Regions from separate parts of the Homo sapiens genome. Here region 2 is linked to region 1. Evidence: read pairs that join two places in POLR2A ChIA-PET (ENCODE). Cell type or tissue: Panc1. All regions are shown on one strand.

Evidence for each region. ChIA-PET counts read pairs that join two places held together with the same protein. Peaks named below come from ENCODE experiments on the same cell type or tissue, not always from the same donor. Only the 100,000 strongest peaks of a DNase experiment are listed, where the experiment ranks them.
Region 2: POLR2A ChIA-PET joins it to region 1 with 26 read pairs; 2 of 35 experiments call an interaction of 5 or more read pairs at or near these places.

The regions. Positions count from the first base shown.
Region 1 is chr17:34,151,359-34,159,358 of GRCh38, forward strand. LOC105371735 (a long non-coding RNA gene) reads left to right here and starts at 4,241. Exons shown (of 4, transcript NR_188344.1): 1 at 4,241-5,344; 2 at 7,685-7,757. It also overlaps a transcript of ASIC2 not described here. RefSeq lists a silencer at 5,269-5,427 and an enhancer at 5,727-6,281. In Panc1, no CTCF peak of the experiment used is centred here; no DNase peak of the experiment used is centred here; H3K27me3 peaks cover 178 bases.
Region 2 is chr17:34,389,063-34,397,062 of GRCh38, forward strand. No RefSeq gene overlaps it. Among named protein-coding and RNA genes, the nearest start is that of CCL1, 30 kb to the left of the region's middle. In Panc1, no CTCF peak of the experiment used is centred here; no DNase peak of the experiment used is centred here; H3K27me3 peaks cover 370 bases.

The sequences.
Region 1 (8,000 bases):
GGCTTTAGGCTATTTTTATCACACTGCACAATAGGTGCTCTATTTGATTGACAAAGGAATAACCATGCATGAAGCACTATGACACACTGCTATAAAAGCTGTGCACAGGGTGCATAGGTCACCCATTCCTGGCGTGGGGAGAGGGGCTGGCACAGGACAAGTGAGCTTCCTAGAGTTGAGTTTGGGAGCATGGGATTCGATGTGGAAGCCAAGATGGTGGGTAAGGAGAGGACGTTTGAGCAGCAGAATTAATATGAAGAGCACAGAGAAAAGTGAAAGCTTAATATATAATGAGAATTGAGAATACCACCAACACAGCAGTTGCCTGTGCTCCAAAGCTGTTGGTGAAGTTATAGTATGGAATAGTGAGCAAACCACTGGACTGAGAGTTGAGTGAGCTCCTGCGGGACACTAAGCAAAGCAAGAGGCCTACCCTGCTCTAGGCACCTGCCACATAGTAGGCCTTCACATATTTTATGGCACTGAGTCAGCACGATAGCTCTAAGTGATAGGTATTATTGTTCCTAATTTAGAGATGAGACAATCAAGGTTAAGAAACTTGTCCAAAAATATACAGCAAATTGGTGGCAGAGTTGGAATTCCAACTCAGATTTCTCCCTAAAACTCACATTCTTCACCTACATGTTCCTAGTATAATAATAATAATTTTTTTAAAAAAGATAGACTAGATTAGCTATGGACCCATTTGGCCTTGTGCAAGAATTCCAAAGATGTGATCTTCCTAAACCTTCACCTCCACCATCTCTATAATGTTAGGTGATGTCAGTTAACAAGATCTACACAATGCCTCTAACAAGATCTCATAGTGGAGAGACCTTTCTTTTGTTAAGGAAAGAAAGAAATGTATTTCCTAAGAAATCTCAAATTTAAAATACAAACACATACAACTATGAAAGTAGGTTAAGTATGAAACTGAAATGTCATTTGTATTTCTGTACTTGGAGTCAGATGACCCCTAACATGATGAGCAGAGAAAAAACATAAAATAACCATGTCCTGGACACAAGCAGTAGGGCCACCACCTGTCAGCAAGAGTTAACTATCGAATCCAACTGTGACCTCCATTCTAAGAAACCCCATCTCAGTCAGGTTGGATGTAAACCCACTGCTCCAAACAGAGAAAGCAGTAGCCACCTCTCCCTCCCTGGTTTCATCTTTCATAGCTTTACTCATCAGGTCTGACTCCTGTGAATAGCCCGACTACTAATATGGAAACCAACCCCACCTTCCATCTTTGTAGCTGGCACAGTGTACACATATATTGCCTCCCAACATCCCTGTGGGTTAGTAAGTCAAATATTACTATCACATGTTAGATGACCAAGTCGAGGCCTAGAGAGGACGCAAGATACAACCAGGGAATAAGAAAGACAATGTTGTAGCTGGGCTTCAAACCTTTGTCTTTCTGCTCTTAATCTTGCACTCACATTATCCAACACCATGGGCAGAGACACAATCCCTCCTCCTTCCTTCCACTCTAGGTCAATGAGGCAACCTCCCTAAGTAGACAATCTGGAATCAAAGCTGTCTTCTGCTTTTCCAGGAGGGAAAAAACGTGTGCTTATCTGAAATCAGATTGTCCTAGTTGAGGGCTAAGAGTGTACTTGCATGAGCATGAAGCACACCTGTTTACATTGTAGTCAGCATCCCACACCTGGCTTCCCTGGGACTTTTACCCTCCGCAGACAGCCTTCTCTCACTCTGCTAGAATCATGGCTCATTCACTAATTAAAGGGTATTACACACTTCATTGCACATCAGCTAAGAGCTTGGAATAAGAAAGCTTATGCTAGAGCATTTGCACTGGAGATGCCACTAGATATGCTTCATAGAAAAAGAAATACAGAGAAAAGCCATCCCCTTGTGACATCCCTTCCCCCATACTTAACTTCTCTAATAAGTCAGCCACCGCACTTAAAGAAAGAAGTCACCTAGCATGGTACAATCCTAGATAGAGCCTCAAAAATAAGCCAACTGGAGAGGGATGCACAGCAGAGAAAATGAATAAGAGAAGGCGGGTCAAGTGGCTTCTCCAACAACCACCTGTCCAGGCTCTCTGCCCTCTTCTGGTATGGCAGCCCAATAAGAAGGATGCTTATATCCCAGGCCAAAAAAAGACAGAGGGACAAAGGATGAGTTGGGAGGAGTACTCCTCACTACAAGGTCTTGAGCAAACTCAGCATCATGTTCCCTCTAGTAAAGGCTCAGCATTGCTGCCCACTGTGCCCAGCTGGGGCCAGAGACCAGCCTCCCTGCTGGAGCCTCGTTGGGCTGTCCTGGAGTAGATGCTTTTTCTGATACTCCCTGAACAACTTGAACAGCAGCACTGAGGCTCACCCCCTTTTCAATGATGGGGAAGGTCACACATAGAGGGCCAGCCTGAGGAATGGACACTCAAATAGATTACTCTTGAACTTGCTGAGGACAGCAGATAATGACATGCCACTGACAGAGTAGTAAATATTATCCATAGGCAATTTCACTATTTGGGAAACATTACAAAGAGGTCAAAAGCTCAGGCGAACTTTAAGGCCTGATCTTAAAGACCTCTTGGGACCTCAGCAAGTAAAAAGATGGTCCAAGTATAAAACAATAGCCTGGGGTCAAAAAACATTTACTTCTAAATGGAACTTAGACATGGATTCAGAAGAAGCCACCAGTTGGACATGCAGTCAGGAGGAAGCTAGAGAACTCAACCCAGAGTCTGCTACTTATTACAGTTTCTCTCTGTGTCACCCTCTGTGTCGTCTGTGTGTTCCATGTGTGTTCAGGCAGACAGAGGAACAGCTGAGTGCATTTCCAAGCTGCACGGTGCAGTGGTGAAGCCGAGCGTTGCCAGGCGCTAGAAAGAACGGGGTGGAATATAGTGATGGCTTCAGCCTCCAAGAATAAGGCATTTTCTCTATCTCTCCTCAAGCCACCTAAGACATCATTTGTGCATGACATGTTTTAGGATCCTGTTTGCTGCATTTAGAAGAGCTTCCAATATTACTGGTCCCTTCTCCCAGCTCAGACTGGCTTCCTCTTTAGCATACACTACTGCCGATTTTGCTGTGCTCTTCCTCACAAGGCTTAAAAGGGATAATACAAAACAGCTCCTCCAAGAAACAGAGTTCTAGCACACAGACTGCGAGAGGCAATGCCCCCGGCACTCTGGGCTTTTTCAGAATCAGAGATAGCCAACAGCAATTACAGAGGCTACAGGCAGAGACTGGTTATGGCATTAAAAGAACCTCAGATCAAGAGGCTGGTGAATCCAAGAGGGGGTAGGGAATGGATGCAGCACAGGAAAGGTAAGCAATGTCTTCATTAGGCAGAGGACCCTAGACAAGTGCTGGATCACAGGTCAGCCCCTTCCCAACTGCTATACCTGCTATTCCCAACTTGCAATTGCATTTTGGCTCAACGTTCTGAGACTCAAAAGCTCTCAATCCTCCCTAAGGCAGCTATGGGGGAAGCAGCCACACTGGACTTCTGGAGGGTCCCACAGCCCCTGATACCCAGACGTGCCTGGCAGCAAACAGTAGTCAGCAGCTGCTGTATGACCTATTATGCCAAGTTATGCCTAGCAGCCCACTAACTGGAGAACCCTGGCAGCAACAGTGCTCCTCTCGTCCTTTCCTCTCTGCCCCTCCAGTAAGCCCCATCCTGAACGTAAGCCACATCCCCCTCCGCTTTTCCTCTTTACTCAGCTCCACACTCCTCCCCCAGGCTTTCCATTCCCACAGCTGTTCGCCCCCTCCCTGCACCCCTCCTCCTGCATCCACGTCGTTAAGTGATTATACAGAGAGAAAACCGAGCCTTTGAGTTTCAAGCCAAAGCTCCCAGACAAGGCAGCCGGGACTGGTTCACCCTCACAGGCATCTCCCTGACCCTCTTGCACACGTGCCTCCGCCCAGACCCTCCTCTCTGCCCAAGCACTCTGAACATCTCTTGGCTTCAACCTGCCAACAGATCAGATGGAGCCCTGGGGTGCCCGGCCTCTCCTCTCCCCACATGGAGCTTAGAATTCACACAAGGAAAGGAAGCAAGGAGACTTCCACACCTCTGCAGCATCACCTGCTCCAGCAAGCTCCCAAAGCCACCGGAGCCAGCCAGACTGCCTGGGCCCCACACCCCCTTCTCTGACGGCTTTAGCTCCAGCCCAGCCCACAGGATGCAGTGCCTGATGCCACTTCCGAGCAGAGAGAGACACACACGCACACGCACACGCACACACACACAGAATGCCACCTCGTCAATGACAAGCTGTTCCAATCACACAGCTCGGACACCAAGCGGACCGGACAACGGACAGCCCAGGCCTCCTCCCTCTGACTGGGAGGAAGCCAACTGAGCACGTCTGGGGAAGTGATCCCCCACCGCAAGCCCCCCACTCACCCTCCATATTTGATCTGACAGCAGTGCTCTATCCTGGCCGGTAGCCTTCCCTGCAACCAGCTCGCACAACTCTGACCAACTACCCTCGTGGCCTTCAGGTGAGGCACTGCTCTCTCTCCTGTCCCAAAGCACAAGGAAACCCCAAACCAAGCAGGAGACCACCGGCGCACCACTTCTCCAGAGGACCAGACAGAGTGAGCTGAAAACCAAGTACTCACTGTGGTGAAGTCTTGGTGGCCGCACTCCTGCCCTTTGAACTTGCAGTAGAGCATCATATCCTTCAGGTCATGGCCCACACGGTGCAGGAACTCCAGCATGCTGAACTGCTTGGGTTTGTAGTGCTTGAAGTTGGCCTTCTGCCGCAGGGCCTCCAGCACGGAGGGGTCAGCCAGATGGGGGTCCGGGATCTGCAGGTTGACATCCAGCAGGGCCAGCAGCTCCCCAGCATGGTACAGGTCATTGGTGGTGAGCCTGGAGAACCGGAAGCCATTCAGGTTACAGAGGGTCACAGCTGGGAAGACCAGGCTTTGAGCCACCACTTCGTCCACCTTAGTGACATGCTGGTAGGAGAAGTAGTAGGACACCCTCTCAGAGCTCTCCACCAGCAGCAGGCCCAGAGAGCCCACGAAGGCCACTGCCCACAGCACACGCCGGATGGTCAGCGGCCCATACACGAAGATGTGGCGGATGCCATGGAGGGTGGAGGTGTTGGCAAAGATCTGGATGCTAGAAGGTTGCAGGCTGCCCTCACTGGGGCTTTCCTTGAGGTCCATCGGGACCCCGTGCAGTTCCGCAACTGGCTTCAGGTTGATCGAATTTCAGAGAAGAGCTCCCAGTCCTCGGGCTCTGCTTAAACCTTGACGTTCAGGGGAGAGAACGCAAGGCAAGCATCGCGCCAGATGCTGTGAGTTTATCCTGAGAGCCCAGCCGCACGCTGACAGGGGTGAGTGTTTATATAAAACCCATTCAAACTCTAGCTCTTGATTTTTTCCAGGCGATAAGGAGGGCTGGTTTTATTTAGGGAGACACCAAGGTGATGTGGAAGAGATGTGGGTGGGAAGGGAGAGCTTAGCCAATGGAAATAAAGTCCTCCCCCCTACACACGCCACTAGAGACAAGATTAAAAGCGAGAGCGAGAGAGAAAATGCTTAAAACAAGTCGCTGAGCAGCTCGGAGCCTGTTAACCAGCGCATAATGCCCCATGTTAACCATCCTGGGGGATGTCAGGGCGGCCACGCTGATGCACTGCGGTCGGGCGCAGCGGCACAGCCTTCAGAGCCGCCGCCGCTCGGTTCCTTTTCCCATGATGTTTTGGACTCCGAATGCCGTTTCTCGCCGCCGGCCTCCGTCCCTCCTCTCCTCCTCCTCCAGGCCCCCTTTTGTGGGCAGAATTCCAAATGCCAGCGGCCGCTGCTAGCACCGGGGAGAGGAGGCAGCGCGCGGCGCGGAGAGGCGAGGACCGGTATCTGGAGACTGGGGACGGAAGCGGGGAGCTCAGACCGGGATCCATTCTCTCCTCGCCTCCTGGGAAAAAAGGGACAACCCCCAGGTCACAAAGCCTGCCTGCTTCCCCCGCCCCAGCTCCCTGTCCCTGCTAGGCTGCCTTGGGGGGAAGGGCAGGGCGGGGGAGAAGGGCTGGTGGGGGCTGGGGACTTTCTCCAAGTTTTCTTTTTAGCCTTTTTTGAAGGTAGCTAGTGGGGGCTTCTTCGAGGGTTGACATGACACCCCGCCCCCCAGGTGGCAGGAAGACAGTGCTAAACTCCTAGGAGCCAGGTGTGAGGTTGGAGGCGGCATTCCTTTGCATCAATGTCAGGGATCCCAGGTTAGACCCAGCCTGGGATCTCCAGAGGGGAGAATGCTAAAAATGCAGAAGGAAGGGGGCGATCCAAACCCACAGTGCCTCTGATGCAGACAGCGAGGGGGCATTCTAGGAGAGCAGCCAGGAGCCCCTCCTGAGACAGAAAAGCCAAGTTGCCCCTGGAGCCTCAGAGAAGGAGCAACAAGTAGTCGCCTCCCCCACCGCCACATAGCTGTCGGGAGAGTCTGTATTTGAAAGAGAAAGGCAACTGGGACTCCAGGTGGGACTGGCTGCATACCATTCCATTTGGGCAGTGTGTGTGTGTGTGTGTGTGTGTGTGTGTGTGTGTGTGTGTGTGTGTATTCTGATCCTGGATTTGTCAGATGGAAGTACATTTGGGCAGTGTGTGTGTGTGTGTGTGTGTGTGTGTGTGTGTGTATTCTGATCCTGGATTTGTCAGATGGAAGTACAGCCGGAACTATAGGTGGGAGCAAAGAATTAGCCTTTCCGCTGCCTACCTCTTTTTTCCTGAAACTCCACTGGCAGTCAGCTCCTGCTAGCAGGTGAGTGTGGCTCGCCCTATTGGCCCATGCCAGAGCTCAAATGGCTAGAACCTACTGAATCAATGGTGCTAAATTCCCATCAGAAGGAAGGGAACAGAAAGTCTGAGTGGCCATCCCAAGCCACACTGCCAAGCTGGGGCAGAGCCACATGGAGTCACCTTGATGAGCCAAGCTCTCATCTTCAGGGCTTTCCAGGCTTAAATCATACTCCTTGGACAATGTTGGAAAAGAAGGCAGCTGAGGGCACGTCCCTCTAGGTTTAGCTCTACTCTGAAATATGTTTTCATTCCATCTGGACCCCTGCTAAACTAGGTCCACTGACAAAAACATCCAGGTGCACTCTGAAGCAACCTGTAGCATTAAATCAGTGGTTTATTGATCCTGGGAGCTCAGAGAACAGAAGCATCACAAGCAAGCACAATGGCAAAGATTGATAAACTTCACATATTCGTTAACCAAGAGGTCCTGGACTCCTAGGATAGGACACAGGTTTTTAAAGCAGGAGGACCAAAATTAACAAAGGTCTACCATGTGTCAGGACCTGTGTGAGGGTGTCATATCATCTTACTTATCCCTCTTAACTATCTTGACAGGTACATGTTCTTGTTATTATCCCTATTGTACAGGTGAGGAAGCTGGGGCTCACAAAAGTAAAGTGCTGTGTCCAAGTTACAGTTAGTGGTGTCAGAGGTGGGACTTGAACTCAGGCATATTTGTCTCCAAAATGCAAGTTGTTAAAGCAGATCCGGAACACTTCTTCCCAAATTTAGGAAAGGAGCAGTCCTTTCTATGCTTTGTCCCTGATTACACACACACACACACACACACACACACACACATCAGTTCCTCACTTGTATTAAACATCTCTATGCCTTTTTTTCTACCACACCACATCTCTGTTGTCCTTTTTTTTTTTCCCCAGCTCCAGGCCCTCTCCTACAGGAAGACTTCCTGGATTAATCTGCTAATCTTCAGCTCATCCACCTGTTTAATAGGTATGTTGGCCTCTAACTCTATACCAGGCACTGTATGGTTTTGGGGAAACAAAAGTAAATGAGATACATGTCCTGCCTTTGATAACTCAAGGATCAGCGGGGGAGGAGGCAGAGAGATAGGTACACACACAAGTCCCTGCTCCATGGTGTGGATAGCGAGAGAAGCAACATGGCTCATGGGTTCCTGGGATTAGCACTGCCCAGCTGGAAATCATGCTGCTCCATATCTGTTCATGTTCCTTC
Region 2 (8,000 bases), 240 kb after region 1:
AGGGAGAGGGGAAGGAGCATGGGAGAAGATGCAGATACCCAGAAAGATCCAAACCTCTACCGCAAAGTCAAGGTAGACATTTCCCCAGCCCCGGGGAGTGAGCCTGATATGCATGGAGCAAAGGTAAATGGGGAGGCTATCAGGCTGGGGTCTCTGTCCTTTTCTTTGTCACCCTCTGCTCAAGGCAGCCACTAGGGAGCTGACTGGCCACAGGGACTTTCTTGCCATGTAATCCTGGGGAAAGCTGCTCACCCACTTTGTTCCTTCTCTTTTTGTTGTCCACACTAGGAGACAGTGATTCTCGCCAAGCTCCTGTGTGGGCAGGATGAGAACGAGGAGGAATAAACCACTCAGAAGGAAAGAGATGGAAGATCACATAAATAACCACCCAGTGGGGCATTCAACAGTATCTCCCTGGCTGAGGGGTGGGGGTAAGGGCACATCACAGGAAGGTGTGACAGAGGAGGACCAAACCACAGAGACGAAAATTAGCAACAAGGCTGGGAAGGGAAACCCTTGTGGGTAAAACTTTGCCTCCACCTCAGCAGCATACATGGGGAGGCAGAGCTGCTGTAGGGCAAAGTGGGTGTGGGTGGCGGTTCCTCAGCCCCCTGCTCTCTCCCAGCTTCCATCTGGTCTGCGTGAAACCAGAATGGAATTGGAGGGCATGAAAGATTTGGGATAATAGACCATTTGTGTCTTTCCTAGCTGTATGGCTATAAGCAAGACCTCACCTTCTTGAGCTTTCATTTTCTCATCTCTGAGATGGAAAGGTGATATCTACCTTACTGAGTAGTTGGGAGGAGAAAATACAGCTGTAAGAATAGTAACTACTGTTACATGCTGGGGTGCATGCAATTTCATTAAACTTTCACGACAACTCTATCCAATGAATGTTTTCATATCCATTTACAGAGAAGGAGACAGACTCAGAGAAGTTAAGTGATTTTCCTATGACAAACAGCTGATAAACAGCAGGATTAATGTCAGGCCCAAGGGTTGTCAGACTTCATCCACACGTTGGAGCCTGACATAACGTAACTGATAAATAATGATTCATTCACCCCTCCAAAATCCCTTCCCTGGTTCCTACTCCATTCCCAGTGGCTGCCTGTGGCTGGGCTCACTCCTCGGTCTTGGTCCAGGACTGTGGTTTCTGTGCAGGCTGCCAGTGAAGAAGTCTAGGCCTGTGATCCACTTACTCCTGATATCACCTCTCCCTGGAAGTGGCTCCTCAATTTGACCCCACACGCTGATGACAAATACTTAGGGAGGTGATCTAGCAGGAGGAGGTCTAGTGATACAGGATGCATTCATATCTATGATCTTGAGCCCAGGCTGCCTTCATGTAGCTTCTTTTGTCTGCTGCTGTACAGAGGTGGGAGATCATGAACCCAAAAAGGAGACAGTTGAAGGTGTGGAACCCAATGCTGCATCAGGAGAGTTCATTGCAAAGATCACTCGTGACCTAATCCTCCCCTGAAGAAAACAAGCAGCCACTGGTCTTTACCCTTGAAGTCTCTCTGCTTTCCCTGACAGGATATTGCAAGAATGCTTTGGGATGGAGGGACGAAGGGTGATGGGCTTTCACCAAGCCCCTGCTGTCTGCCAGGGGTTACAATAGGAACTTGACGTGAGTCTCTTCATTGAGGTGCCTCAGCAGTCCTGAAGGACAGGCATGGTATATTCTTAAAAGAAAGCACTCAGGCTCAAGGAAGTTTGTCAAAGTGCCAAAAGCCACCTAGCTGGTAAGGGTCATCAAGGCCCGTCTGACTTCATGTCCACGCTCTTTCCTTTCCACCAGGGCCCCAGTGGATCCGCCTGGTTACCATGGGAGACCAGTGCTTCAGACCAGCCATGCCAAGGTAGGTGGACCTTGCTTGGTGATGTTCTTCATTGTAGACCTTCCTGCAGATTTCAGTCTCCTTTTCATCTTGAGCCCCAACATGACTGTATCCACAGATCACCTATCTGACATGTTTCCTGAGCACTCACTCATTACGCCCAAGGCCCTGTTCTAGAAGCTGGGCAAGGTTATAACATGAAGACTGAGAATCTGTCTTCAGAGAATTTAGCAGAGAAGAAAGATCTAAGGAAAATGGGACCATAGTGCCAGGGGGGTACGAGTGAAATGCCTTGAGCAATTGAGGGGACAGACAGATCACCACCTCTCTGGTGGGAAGGGAATAGCCAAAGAGGTACAGGTCAAGCCAAGCATCTGATTGATAGCTTAGTGTTCAGAGTTGGAAGGGATCTCAAAGGTTTTCTGACCCAAACCTCTCATTTTCTACATGAGAAAACGGAGGCCCAGAGGGGAGGGTCATTTGCATAAAGCCACATGACATATGGTCAGCATCAAAGCCAGGTGAGGACCAGGTTCCCTGACTCAGCACTACCTTTGTTCCTCATATGCCCCCAAGCAAGGCTGACAGGTAATCTAGCAAGTGGAGCCCGGTGCAAATCCACTGCCATAACTGTAAGAACTCAGCATGCTTAACATGCCAGCCTTCTGTATCAACTAAAATTGGATTCAGCTGCACAAAGAAACCCAAAACAATCCTAGCTTAAGCATGAGAGGAGTTTTTAATCTCTCAGATAAAAGTCCACAGGCCTGAGGTCCAGGCTGGTTCTGCAAAGTTGTTAAGGACCAGGCTCCTTCTAGCAGCTTCTCTCTGCCCCAGTGTATGGCCCCCATCCAACAACCCAAGCTGAGGGCACCTGCACTCCAGGCAGCAGGGGCAAGATGAGGAAGAGGGGCGATGGGGGCATACCCTGCCTTTCTACTAGGGTTGCTGAAGGCCATCACAGGACACATCCCTTTCCAGCCTAGAAGTTAGAGCCTTGCTGGATGGGAGGCTAGAAAATGTGGTTTTTATTCGGGGTGGCCATGATCCCAGTCAAAATTTCTGTTACAATCGAAGAAAGGAAGAATGGCTATTTGCCTTCGGTTTTCACTTCTAAGTTTGCTTTCTGTATCCTGCCTCTTTCAACCTCTCCTTCCCCAGGTCTAGATACCCTGGGTAGCCCCTGCCTTGGTATTCATTGCCTTATCAACAGTTTGAGGTGTGGTCACCTCCCTGCCCTACTCCTGCACCTTATTCAGCCCAGCAACAGTTGCATTCTCTCGTCGGCCACAGAGGCCACTTGGAATGGGCAGGGCCGCTGCTGGGCTTGGGGACAACGAGCCTGAGCTCTAATTGACATAGCTCATCACTCACTCTGTGCCCTTCACCTAATTACACCCTCTCTCTGAGCCAGGAGAGAGAGAGAGTGTGTGTACATTTCATATCCACAGAAAGACAAAATGAAATGAAAGGGAAAACATCCCAAAATGTATCCTACAGATAGGCCCGTAAGTAAGATATACTGTAGCATCTTTGAATACTCAAGAAAACTTTTATAATGACAAAATATTGGAAACAAGCTAAATAGCCATTAACTGAAAACTAGTTACTTATATGTTAGCTCTATATAATAGAATATTTTGCAACTATTTAGAAAAATAAAGCCACTTTATGTGTGCTTATATGGAACAATATTCAAAATACATAAAGTACTAATGGAAAAGGATGGAACTGCATGCATGGTATATAACCTTTAGGTGAAATCATATTCACTCAAATGTGTGTGTGAGTGTGTGTGTGTGTGTGTGTAAACTTCCTCTGGAAGGATACGTGAGAAAGTGTCTCTAAGAAGAGGGACTGGTGTCGAGGGACAAAGAGAGACTTGCTTTTCAGTACATGAAATTTTTGAATTGTACACCAGGAGACATCTAAAATAAAATATAAGAAAGGAAAGGGAAACATCGAGTAATAATTATTTAATCTTTGACCCAGAGACAATTTTCTTCTAGACCTTACATGTCCCTTTAGAAAAAGCAAGACACTGGGTAAACCAGCTGAACCCCCATCTGGTTCAGCTCTATCCAAGGTCATTGTCACCACTGCCTTCCCTGGAGTCTATGACCCCTCTCCTTCTGACACGGCCCTTGGAGGAAGAGATTTCAGTGCTGAGAAAGAGAAAAGAACCAGACAAGGAGGTTTGGAGTCTTGCTATGTTGAGCTTCTCTCAGGGAACCCCTGCCTGTCCAGCCCACTGTTCCTCTTATGGGGTGAAGGGGATTGAGCAGGATGCTTGTATTGCAAGGGACAAAAAATTTCTAAGTTGACCTAGCCTAAACCACTGACCTAGTTCATCAGCCCATATAGCCCAATTTATTGCCTCAATGCAATAGAAAACTCAAGAAAGGAGTAGAACTGAATCTGGGGGGCACTGGAACAGGGACCTCACAGCCTGTCAGAGCTGCCCTGCCCCCATAGGTCTAATGTCCTCTTCATGGGGCCTTGATTCTTTCCTCCAATGGCAGCCTTCACACCAGCAGCTCTGGGCTCATGGCCAAAAGCTCAGGCACTTGAGAAAAAAAGAGTCACTTTCTCCCATCTCCAGTTAGAAAACCCCCAGGGAATGACAGTCACTGGCCTGGCAGGAGTCAGATACCCACTTCTGCATCAATCAGTGTGACTAGAGGAGCAGGCTTCTATTTCAGGTCCAGCAAGCGCACATCTCCCCATCCATCCCAGCTTACAGGAAGTGTCACTTCCTCCGAGAAGCCTTCCCAAATGCCCCCGATTAAACCCTCATTGCACTGTTTTCTCCCTCACTGCACTTGTCTGAGCTCCAGTTTCATTCATGTGTCTGTGATTATTTATTTGATTAGTGTCTGTCTCCTCCCCTAAATACAAGCTCCGTGAGAGCAAGGACCAGTCTGGATTTGCCCTTCTTGAATACATAGCCCTTTGCATGGGTCTGGCACACGGTGGCAGAAAGTGGAAATAGGGGGTTTGAAAAACATAATGACAAATATGCTGTGGCTGCTTTAGGCCTGGCTGCATTTCTCTGTTGACTGTGGCAGCCCTTATTTTCTCCTTAGAAAACAAGCCCCCTGAAGTTCTTCTGGCAATATCCATCCTCCCACAAACAGGCTTGGGCCTGGTACCTAGTTATTTGTTCAACAGGTATGGATTGAACACCACTATGTGCCTTATGCTTTTCTGGGGTGGGATATGTCAATGAGGGACATAGAGAGAAATTCCTTCCTGGTTTGGGGAGACTGAAAAGAGACAAATGAATTCAGGAAGGTTGGAGAGAGGGATGCAATTTGGAAGTGGATAGTCAGGGAAGGCCTCACCAGAAAGTGACATGTAAGCAATTCTTTTTTGTTTTCAGACAGAGTCTCACTCTGTTGCCCAGGTGGGTGGAGTGCAGTGGTGCCTTCTCAGTTCACTGCAACCTCTGTCTCCCGGGTTCAAGCAATTCTCCTGCCTCAGCCTCCCAAGTAGCTGGGATTACAGGCAGGCACCACCATGCTCAGCTGATTTTTGTATTTTTAGGAGAAACGGGGTTTCTCCATGTTGGCCAGGCTGGTCTCAAACTCCTGACCTCAAGTGATCTACTCGCCTCAGCCTCCCAAAGTACTGGGATTACAGGCTTGAGCCACCACACCCAGCCAACACATAAGCAGTTTTGAAGGCAATAAGGGAGTTAACCATGCAGCCATCCAGGGAAGAAGAGGTCCAGGAGAAAAAACAGCCAATGCAAAGCCCCTGTGCAGATGCACTCCTGAAAGAACAACAAGGAGGCCAGTGTGCCTGGAGGGAAGGAGAGGAAGAGTCCAGGGTTAACATCAAGGAGGAAGTAACAATCAGTTATCTGCAGAGACTAAGATGCCATTGTAAAGACTCTGGCTTTGACTCTAAGTCAGTTAACCCCTGGAGAAGTTTTCAACAAAGGACTGACATGATGTAAGTTGTGTCTTAACAGGAGTCATCTGGCTGTTGGGGGGTAAAGGACAGAAGCAAGGAGATCAGTTAGGAGGAGATGGCATAAGCCAAATGAGAGATGATAATGCCTCGAGCCAACATGTGAGAGGGTTGGATATACTGTGATGTCAGAGTCCAGAGGATTTGCAGGTGCCCTGGAGTTGGCAATAGAGAAATAGAAGATCCAAGGGTAACTCCAAGGATTAGTTTTTAGCTGAACAACTCAAAAAATGAACTTACCATGAACTGAAATAAGCAAGAATACAGGAAGAACAGATTTGATGGAGGGTGAGGAGAATGGCAAGGGGTTATCAGTTTGGTTTTGGCCATGCTATGCTCATAATTCCTCTTAGACACCCAAGGGAAAATATTAAGCTTGATATACAGGTAGATGAGGGTATCTGGAGTTTGTGAGCAATAATGTTTGAGAGCCATTAGGTTTAACCACATGAAAATATCAACATCCAACCATTTTGACCTACAAAATGGTAATCTCTTATGGTTTAACCTACAGATGGTTATTAAAGCCATACCACTGGGCCTGATCAACAGGGCTCGGACATAGGTGAAGAAGACATAAGGTCTATTGACTGAGACCTGGCATACTCCATTGTTAAAATGTCAGGAAGATGAGGAGAAACCAAGAAAAGACACTGAGAAGGAACCATGGTGGGGAGGTGGTGGTGGCATGATAGAAAAACCAGGAGAATATGGTGTCCTGGAAGTCAAGGGAAGAAAATATTTCAGAAAGGAAGGAGTGATCAACATAGTCAAATGTTTTGCATAACTCAAGGAGAATGAAAATTGAGAATTGACCACTGGTTTTAGCATTGGTCCCTGGGGGACTGGGTAAAAATTATCTGAGTGGATTCAAGAGAAAATGGAAGAAAAAAATTGGAGGCAGCAAATATAGACAACCGTTTACAGCTTACTTTTTTTTAATACCTGAAAGGACTGTTATATTTGAGTCTTTGAAGATAGGCAAAGGACTGAGAATAGAGTATTTGCAATCACACACTTTAGAGTAAAATTCTAATAAGTAACTCCCAATTCCTCCTCCCCAGCAACTAGTGAATCTCTTAGCTAAGGAAATTATTTCTATGTGTTGAGCCCATTCAGGACCTGCTGAAACTTGACTCAAGCTATTCTGATCCCATACTAGTCTGAGATGAGAAGATTCACTTCCACATGTCAATATGTTTAATATTAATTACAAAGAACTATCAGACTCTCAGTGTGCAATTGTTCAGTTTTAATTTTAAGCAGAGTCTTACTCCCTGTGTTTCTCAAGAGGGTTGCTCTCTCCAGGATGCCTGCAAAACACCAGCCTCTGGTTGCTGTTATCTAGAAAGGCTTCACTCTCTGGCCCTATGGCTTCCTCTGGGAGCTTATTAATGACACCAAGACATGAACCCAGGTCTTCAGACTTCAAGCACCATGGCCTTTCCACGGTGCAACACTGGCTTTTGATGCTTTATTTGAGATCTTTGGGGAGATAGCACCTGCAATTTAATTGATTTTTTTATACAGTTCTCTGTGTACCAACCCTGACTCCCCTCCAGAGTGTACAGATAAATCATAGCAGATAGAAGGTTAAAATGAAATTTTTACAACCGTAAAAAATGGGAAATATTTAAACCATCTTATCTCAGAAGAACCCAGGACTGAATCGCCCCAAACACACGTGGTCCACAAGAATCTGTTAGATCCTAAGATCTAGTACCAAAAATACTGACAATTTGGGCAAATAAATTTATATTGTCAGCGGTAGAATGTCCAGGCTGATAAAGTACACATGTCTTCAGTATCAGAGCTATTTGTTGGCTTGAGTTTTTTTAAAGGTCATTGTTGAAAGGGTAGCCCCCTGTGGGAAAGAATGCATGAGAATTGTGTTGAATTTTTAAAGCCTGTGGCATTTAGGCCTTAAATGATATTTGAAAGTACTCTCTCTCTGTCTGTCTCTGTATTTGTCCTTTTCTCTCTTCTCTTTCTCTCTTTCCCTCCCCCAGGTAATTTATAGGAAAAAAAAGAGAGTATTTAAATAATATATGTTTTCTTATTTTGCAAGATATTAAACTTTTTAAATTACACATAACCTTGAGATTTAAAAAATTCACTTTGCAGCTGTCCTTGAAGGGTTTGTTGCTTTGTGATCCAGGGTGAGAGACAGTTCTAACTCAA